Linked DNA regions of Homo sapiens: region 2 is linked to region 1. The links are chromatin contacts, found by Hi-C in ENCODE. All regions are on one chromosome and are shown on one strand. The core of a region is the stretch at or near the end of the contact, and the rest is flanking DNA. Distances in the headings are between cores, read along the strand shown. Region 1 has its middle 39 kb from the start of TPRG1. Region 2 overlaps TPRG1 (tumor protein p63 regulated 1).

Region 1 (3,911 bases), core at 945-3,444:
TGCAGTGGCTCATGCCTATAATTCCAGCAGTTTGGGAGGCTGAGGAAAGACGATTGCTTGAGGCCAGAAGTTTGAGACCAGCCTGTACCACATTGTGAGACCCCAACTCTACAAAATTTTATAAATTAGTCAGGTGTGGTGGCATGCCTCTATATATAGTCCCACCTACTTGGGGAGGCTGAGGTGGGAGGATCACTTGAGTCAGGGAAGTCAAGGCCGCAGTGAGCTATGATCATGCCACTGTGCTCCATCCTGGGCAACAAAGAGAGGCTCTGTCTCAAAAAAAAAAAAAAAAAAAAAAAAAAAGGATACCCCCACTGCTTATTCCTAGGGCTGTTAGGAGGGTTCAATGAGATTGGTTCATTTTGTGAAAGATAACGTTAGTAATGGATACTACTTGTACTGAACATACAACTTAAACTGCTGAAACTTTGAAGGGCCCTGAATACTGAAGAACATAACATGTTCATTTTGCAGATGAGGAAACCAAGCCCCAGAGATGGCAGGTGATTTACCCACGGTCAGACACACAGCAGGGACAGAGCCACCAGATAAGGTGGAAGCTCTTCCTTCCTGGTGTCACTACTTTCAAAGACCAAGGGCTGGGACCTTGACTGGAAACAAACCATACAATGGAAAGAAACTATGGGTTGAATAGCTAACATGTGTATTCAACATTCCAAGCAGCAATAAAGCCTGCAGTATGAGTAGTCCAGATAACACTATTTGCCTCCACACTTCTATGAAGTGAGCAACTTTCTTTTGTTGTGTCAACTTGAGTTGGCCACAGTCTTCAGAGTCTCACACACCTCCACTCAATGACTTTAACATACACTAATCCATTCTGTGATGGTGAATACTTTTATTTATATTAATATCCTCATAGACTAGGTTAGAAATTCAGATGCATTAACACAACCCTCTCCTGTAGATCTTCTCTTGTCTAGCTCGAGATGGAATGCTGTAAGTGAGGAGCCATGTGTTAGTTTGTTCTCACACTGCTATAAAGATACTGCCTGAGACTGGGTAATTTGTAAAGGAAAAAGGCTTAATTGACTCACAGTTCCACAAGGCTGAAGAGGCCTCAGGGAACTCACAATCATGGCAGAGGAGAAAGCAAGGACCTTCTGCACATGGTGGCAGGAGAGAGAAGTGTAGGCAGGGCTTATAAAACCAACAGGTCTTGTGAGAACTATCACAAGACCAGCATGGGGGAAACCACCCTCATAATCCAGTCACTTCCCTCCCTCAATACGAGGGGATTACAATTCAAGATGGCATTTGAGTAGGGACACACAGCCAAACCATATCAGGCCAAAATTAATTTCTTTCCTGAACTGTGGCAAGAGGCTTCTAACTGATCTTGATCTTGCTCCTTTGCCTTTTCCTCTCTGGAGTTGGCACTATTATCTTCCCATAACGTTACTACTTCTTCTCTCCCTGTCTCCCTAGCACACAGCATAAGACTTCAAATCTTCATCCTGGCATTCAAACTCTTTCCAGATCTGATCCCAGTCTCTTTCCAGTTTTATTTCTTCTACTTCCTTATTTGTATGTTACATTTCAACCTAAATTAGACTCATTGCTAAATCCTGAATACACACAGGCCTTTCTTTACACTAGTCTCTCCTCTGGTAGACCATTCATCAAGACCCACCTCTGTTTTCCTTGCACCATCATGGTATCATGTTTTTCCTGTTTTCAGTACATATTTCCGTTCATAGTGTCATGGTATGTGTACTGGCCCCGCTTCCTCATTAGAAGGTCCTCATGTTGATTATATCTCCATCCCCCACAGAACTTAGCTCAGTGCCTGGAAACAAGTCTCTTCCAGAAAAAACTAACTTACATTATTTGAGGAAAAATAGACATACTACACTGGAACTGAAGACCATCATACTAAAACTTTTTAAAATAAACAGCTTTGGCTAAAGATGAAAGTATTTCCATGCAGCTTCAAATCAGATTTGAGTAGCTGATTCTCCAGACAAACGCTAGGAAAATTGTTTTACCTGTTTTCCCGCCTGACAGTTCAGTGGCCTAAGTTGCTTTGAAGTCTATAAAATGGCCAGTATCTCCAATCTGAGCAATGTTTCCTTTCCAGACAGGAAGACTGCTGCTAAGTACAGAAGCCACGCTTGTTTTTGCGGTCGGGCTGCAATGGTGACTCATCCAGTAAAGCCAGAGACTGTCTGTTTTGATCTTTCACTGTTCAGAGACTCTTTACAGTTGTAATTTGCTTTCTTTCTCTCTCTCCCTCATCACCTCTGGTGACTTATCAGAAGGGTCGCACACATTTGACAAACGGAACCTGTATAAGGAGAGAGAGAAAGCACGCGATCAAACACGCTTTCAGCTAACGCCCAGGAATAGATGCTTGTGTTTACAGCTCTGATGATAGGGTTCCAGTAATGACTTGGCCTTTTTCTCCTTGATTGAATATTCCCTTGGGCCTGCCAGTCCAGGCTCCTGTTATTTAATGAGGACATTGGAGCACAACATCAAGATGTCTGCAAAAATGACCTTTCTTTTGGGCTCACTCCAAATGCAAAGAAAAGAAGAGACCAAGTTAGACAGGGTGGTTCTGGAATACAGCTTTGGAATTTGTCCTTTTCCCAGAAGTTCAGAATCAGGGAGTCGTGCACTATCAGAGCCAGAGAGAACCATGGAGATGATCTAGTTAAAAGTTTCATTTTTCACATGGAGAAACTGAGGACTAGAGAAGAAAAGCAAGTTGCCATAAATCACATAGCAGTCACAGCAAATCTTAGTTAGTATTCCTTTGAATAGCTTGAGACAGAAATTAACCATTGGCTAAACGTTGGCTTTAAATAAAAAAGAAGCTTTCCTTAGTTTCTCCTGAGTTATACTGTGGCACTATTATGCTCTCCTTTTCCTTCTCAAGGAGATGAGAGACAAGCAGCACAAGCATAATAATATGCCTCTGGCTATAAGTTCAATGTCTCACTCTTAGCTTTGAAAGCCAATATAGGATAAGGATAAAGGTCAGTGCTGAAGGGTCTTAATGAGGACAATCTCAGAGGTCCCAGATCTGCCTCATTCACTGTGTATCTGCATTTTGGCTTCACCTGCAAAATGGGGGATTCGTTTATTGACTGAGCATTCTTAGAAAGTTGAAATGAGAAAATATGATCAGAAAGTGCTCAGTAATATAAAGTCCTACTGCATTTGTGAGAAGAATTATTATTATGTTATCAACTGCTATCTACATGGTCTTGTTTCCTTCAAGATGGAGATTTTATATTCTCAAATTATTGTAATTTTGCCTTTTAGTGAGCTTTTTTCTAGACAACTATATATATATAAACACACATATAGATACACGTATATACACGTATACATATACACACATGAATATTTATATATAATTCCAACATTAGAATGTATCATATTTACATAATATCTTAAATGATATTGCCTTTTTGTAATGTATAGAAGTAACTCATTAGGGATTTCTTTAGCACCAATTTAAACACTGAAGCCCAAGTTGGAATCTCCCTGAGCCCTCCCATCAGTGAAATTACTACATAATCGCTGCTCCGATTTAAAACATTTTTTAGAGTAAAAGGTAAGATTATTACTAATTATGCTGCCAAAAAGGATAAATCTGAACTGTTCTGGGCAAAGTGGGACATACGATCACGTTACTTAGAGTTGTGCAGAATTTTAGGTATTTTACCGGCCAGAGGTAACATGGCATGAGGTAAAAAGTACACATCTCATAATCAGAAGTTTTGGATCCTAGCTCAAGATCCACCATTGTTAGCAAAAATCACATATGGCCCTGAACCTCACTTTCCTCTTCTCTAAAACGCAGGTCATTCCCTGCATCTCAAACTCAGGTTATGACCTGCATTTGAGGAAGAATGTAAATGAAAGCCTGTTATAGC
Region 2 (4,547 bases), core at 1,429-3,928, 190 kb before region 1:
AGAGGTGTTCAAGATCCTTGTTGACTAGAATATGACATAAGGTTAGAAGGTTGATATAGTAACCCTGAGTATATTGCTGGCTCTACAAGCTGAAAGCAAACTGCTTTTCATAATCTTAATAACAGATTAGAAAAGAAAAAGAAAAAGAAATTCAAGATCAATAACTGCATACCAGGTGCCAAGGAATGTATTGTTTGACTCAAGCAACAAAACCACATCTAGATCAATAGCTGTAGTTGGAGTCAGCATCTGATTAAATGTATGATAATTTATCCTCATTTTGCATTGTTTCTAAACTTATAAACAGATTTGACTCCTAAAAAGTAAGTGAACAAGTGTGATTCATGAGAGAGTAAAATAAATTCCAAAATAATTGTAAGGCTTTGCCAACTTATATCTATAGAGGAAGAACATGTATGGGCACTGATTCCAAGGTTATCAGATCAGAAGCATAATGTTGGAACATGAAGAATTTATTGATTAGAGTGGACCAGGCCAGGATTCTTGATCCAATGTATTTGGGACACTAAGAGTGGCTCTAATAGTTTGCTTTGTTAACTCAATTATCAACCTAAAGAAAGTATACATTAATGAACTTGAAATGCCAGAGGAAGGCTTCTAAAGGTTTGGGGAGCTCAGGATGCAAAAGTGGTTTTATTGTGTACAACCTTTTCACTTAGCCTCTATGTCCCCTAGGAAGTTCCAAAGACGCTTTCAACCCCAAGACCAGAAACACATTTCTGAAGGAAATCCTACTATTCTTGAATAGTTCCATGGTGGCCATTCTCTGCGGGCAAGCATGACAGTGGAAACTGCTGCCATTAAATTGAGATCCCTAAGTTCAATCAGGATGGGGGTTTCCTGGAGTGGCAGGTGCTGACTCAAGTCGGACTTCAAATCACTTCTGTTTCCACAGGTTAAATAAGACTTAAGTAGGCTGTCCATCTATTTTTGTTCTAGGGACGCCATGATCAACTAACTAATTCCAAAGAACTCCGTGGATCAAACCATCTGTTTACTGCTTTGGCTCTGCTGTCCATCACGATAATTATGCCCACCTTGTCCTCTAGACTGAAGACAGAAAAAAACTCATTTAAAAACACTGGTGGTTGCCAGATGCTAGAGAAGAGTAAATTTAACAGTGACTTAGGCAAAATTATATGGTAAAGTGTTAAACAAATAATTTAGAAAATAAATTTAAAAGTTAGAAAAGAAAACAGTAATTACTCAGAACTAACACAATTTCAGTAAAAGTAATCTATGCTAAAGTGGTCTCATTTGTGCTTTCAATGAATTTACCCAATCAGGAAAGGAGTTATATATTATATTATAGTATGAAGTTATTCATACATTTCATGTGAACAAACAGTGTGATAGAAGAAACCTGGATTTTATTAATAACAGTATAGTGGCAAATAAAGAACAACTCCATTCTAATTTGCACTGATTAATCTATATATGAACTGCCAAGACAAGTGTTGAATATAATATTTTAAAAGAAGTGTTTACCAAACAGAATAGTCTACAAAGAAGAGACAAGCTCGATAAGGACTCTGGATAATGCATCATATTTAAAAATGATTGTGCTCACTGGAGTTTTGTCTCTAAATACAAAAATAAAACTACTGTCACTACCTTTTAGGAGAGCACCTGCCTTTATAGAAAGTGTGAATATGTGAACTAGGAAATTAATTTATTTGGGATACCTTCAAAGGAATATCTAGCATCAAATCTATACATTTCCAAGGAGAGAGGTTTGGGTGCAATGTCCAGAAAAACCTTCTACTTGTTGCTGTTGCTCAGTAGTGGAATTAACTGCTTTAGAAAGCAAGGAGTTCTGGGCTCTTGGAATGTTCACACAGAAGCTGATTTTCCATCTGCTGTGCATGCTCTGGTTGAGGGCATTCCTGCAACCTCAACCAAAGGAGGCTAAACTACATGACCTTTAAGATCCTTTCTAATCTCAGATTCCGTGAAGAGTGCTCAGACAATATTAAAAAAGGAAAAGGAATTTCTGAGATGCATGGGGTAAGCATTATGGGCAGGACACGACAGACAAGTTGGTGGTTCAGAACACTTGATCTCAACGCATCCACAATATATCATGATCTGTCATATCTACCTTAAAAACGTAGGAGTTAATTAAACTGGGCTTGCAAATTCCATTTGGCTTCACTGAAAAGGGGACTGAGATATTTACTAAGAGCTTTTTAAAATCGAATATAAAATAGCACACGAGATACAAGGTCTAGGTTGAGAAGCAGTCTCATGACTTTATTCCTTATATTTCACATTGGCAGCAGGCCTGCAATGAAATATGGCTCATTTTTTTTGGTCTTGGGCTTTGAGGCTAAAGAGAGGGTTTAGCAGAGGATATCATAATTCCTTTTTGTGGATACAGAAGAACCCTAAGCAGTTGCCAAAATCAGGTAGAATAAGACAAGTATTGGTCCACTCTCAGTAACTCCAAGGCCTCAGAGTTTTTCCTTAGCTTCTGGGGAACTGGTATCTACAAGGAAATCAAGAGGCCTAGTCCCCTAACTGCTTTCGGAGCACGTTGTGGGAGGTGCAGACCAAAGGTGAGTTTACACATCAGTGACTAAAGTTTCCTGCCACTAAGCATAAGAAGTCACTCATGAGCAGCGTCCCTAAACCACAGCTACAGGATGTGGGCACAAGCCCTTGTATAATTGTTGGCCAAGAGCCAATGAGCATTCATCCCTGTGCAAATACCTTGGCTTTTTTATGTTGTTGTTAACCTTTGAAAACCACAGGCATTAGTCTCTCTCTTTCTTCCCCTTGGCACAAGTCATCTTCTTTTCTCCAACTTGGTCTCTTGTGTGTAAAGAATTTCTGAGGAGCTTTTAAGCCTAAATTTAATACCTTTGCCCTCCCCCTCTCCTGCCCCACAAAATGCCAGCAGAGGTGAAGCTGCCTTACAAAATATCTGCTGGCTCTGCCAGCTTCCGCAGCTTTGTTTGGGCTTTTTTTATCAGATAGGAAATCGGAGAGCTCTATAAGTGTCCTTAGCCTTTAAGAAAATGATGGCAATTTCTGGAAATTCTTCCCAAACGACTGTGCCCTATTGTTTTCTCATTTCAAAATTATCTCAACAACTACGATACATCAATTCAGATGGCATGTCTTTCCCATGGAATACAGATATTATATTGGAAAGAGCAGTGGGCTAGGGATAGAAATTGGAAAATGTAGTCTAATCTCAGTATTTCCAAAAGTTCACCATCTTCTTTTTGAGAAATGTCTTTCTAGTTTCTAGGCCTTTGCTTCATTTTCTGTGAAATAAAAGCACTGAATTGACATGGTTTTTCTGCCTTCTTATCCCCAGAACTCTACAAACTGGCTTCCTAAGAAGGTTTAAACAAAGGCTGAATAAAAAATGGACCTCAAGGCAAATGATTCAGAAGTGCCAACTTATAAGTGAGCTTCTCTTTTCTGCCTTAGATGACCTTAAGATGACCAAAGGTCAGGCCTCCAAACAGGCCCAATTGACCACCGAGGAGTGAGTCCTGGTGATTGTTTAAAAGTCCTCCTGTTGTGTTAAAACATCTATCTGCTTTGAACTTTCTCACCCTCAGAACTGCCTACGATGTATCAGAAGATAGTGAGGCATTTGTCAGTGGAGCTGTTCAAGCAGTTTCTGAAATAAAGCTTATCAGAGATTTTTCAAGTGGAAATTCCTGAATGAGATAAAGACCGAATAATGAAGACCTCCAACCATGACATTTTGGTTATGAAATGCTTTGTACTCTACTTAATGTATCTTGCGTCTACTCCTATTATCAATCAAACTCATCATGCCATTTGCTAAACTGTAGTGGTAAGTTCAAATGATAGTCTGATAAAAACTCCAAGTGTACACATAGGTCCCCTGGGTTGTGGCTCCCTGTTGAGCTTAAGGACAAAGATCCCAAGTAAGAACACCAAGTGTAAAATGAGAAAACCATAATCAGTAGGTCGATGGTAATGAAGAAACAATTTCTGGAGGAAATGTAGTTCCCTTGGATGTTTTCCCACCTTCTGCTGCAAAAGTCACATCACTCTCTAGGCAAATACTCAAAACTTTCTGTTTAATAAAAGAATTTAACCTCATTTCATTGAATCCTCACAAGATCTTTATGAAATAAGCAAAAGTAATATAATTGTCTCCATTTCGCAGAAGAGGAAATTAAACCTTAGGAAAGGTAAGGAAATTTTTCAGGGTCTCCCATGATTGATCCAACTCTTTCCTAAGAAAAAAATGGGTCTAATTAACTAAGTACTAGCAACAATTATTTGGAAAATGATAGGGTCACCGGCCTTAAAAGATTATGTCAATCATTTCTCCAAACGGTATCATACAGCAATTCCTCTCACAATATCGACTTTATCTAGTCTTTCCTTGAACATACCAAGTGATGGTGGGCTCACTGTTTAAAGAAGCAACCCATTCCATCATTGAAAATTTATAACTATAAGAAGTTCTTTCTTATCTTGAACTGCTATCCAAATTCCTAAATCTTCTCACCCTCTGGTCATAATACCGCTTT

The links. A loop is a pair of places that touch in the nucleus more often than their neighbours do. Pooled maps may share reads with other maps.
Region 2: a map of CD4-positive, alpha-beta T cell shows a loop between it and region 1 (12-fold over the local background). The contact joins two enhancer-like sites. A Hi-C loop is called at or near these places in 7 of 168 maps with a recorded cell type or tissue (CD4-positive, alpha-beta T cell, CD4-positive, alpha-beta memory T cell, CD8-positive, alpha-beta T cell and 1 more) and 11 of 50 pooled maps.

The regions. Positions count from the first base shown.
Region 1 is chr3:189,130,799-189,134,709 of GRCh38, reverse strand. It overlaps a transcript of TPRG1 not described here. Among named protein-coding and RNA genes, the nearest start is that of TPRG1, 39 kb to the left of the region's middle. RefSeq lists enhancers at 2,201-2,270, 1,708-2,907. Within about 2 kb of position 2,194, at least 23 of the 41 ENCODE cell types and tissues checked have a DNase peak (open chromatin) inside an H3K27ac peak, as active enhancers do; they include CD4-positive, alpha-beta T cell and CD8-positive, alpha-beta T cell, where a contact is called at or near this core.
Region 2 is chr3:189,323,007-189,327,553 of GRCh38, reverse strand. It overlaps TPRG1 (tumor protein p63 regulated 1), which reads right to left. Exons shown (of 6, transcript NM_198485.4): 6 at 2,250-4,547. Among named protein-coding and RNA genes, the nearest start is that of TPRG1-AS2, 85 kb to the right of the region's middle. RefSeq lists an enhancer at 2,289-3,488. Within about 2 kb of position 2,678, at least 6 of the 41 ENCODE cell types and tissues checked have a DNase peak (open chromatin) inside an H3K27ac peak, as active enhancers do; they include CD4-positive, alpha-beta T cell and CD8-positive, alpha-beta T cell, where a contact is called at or near this core.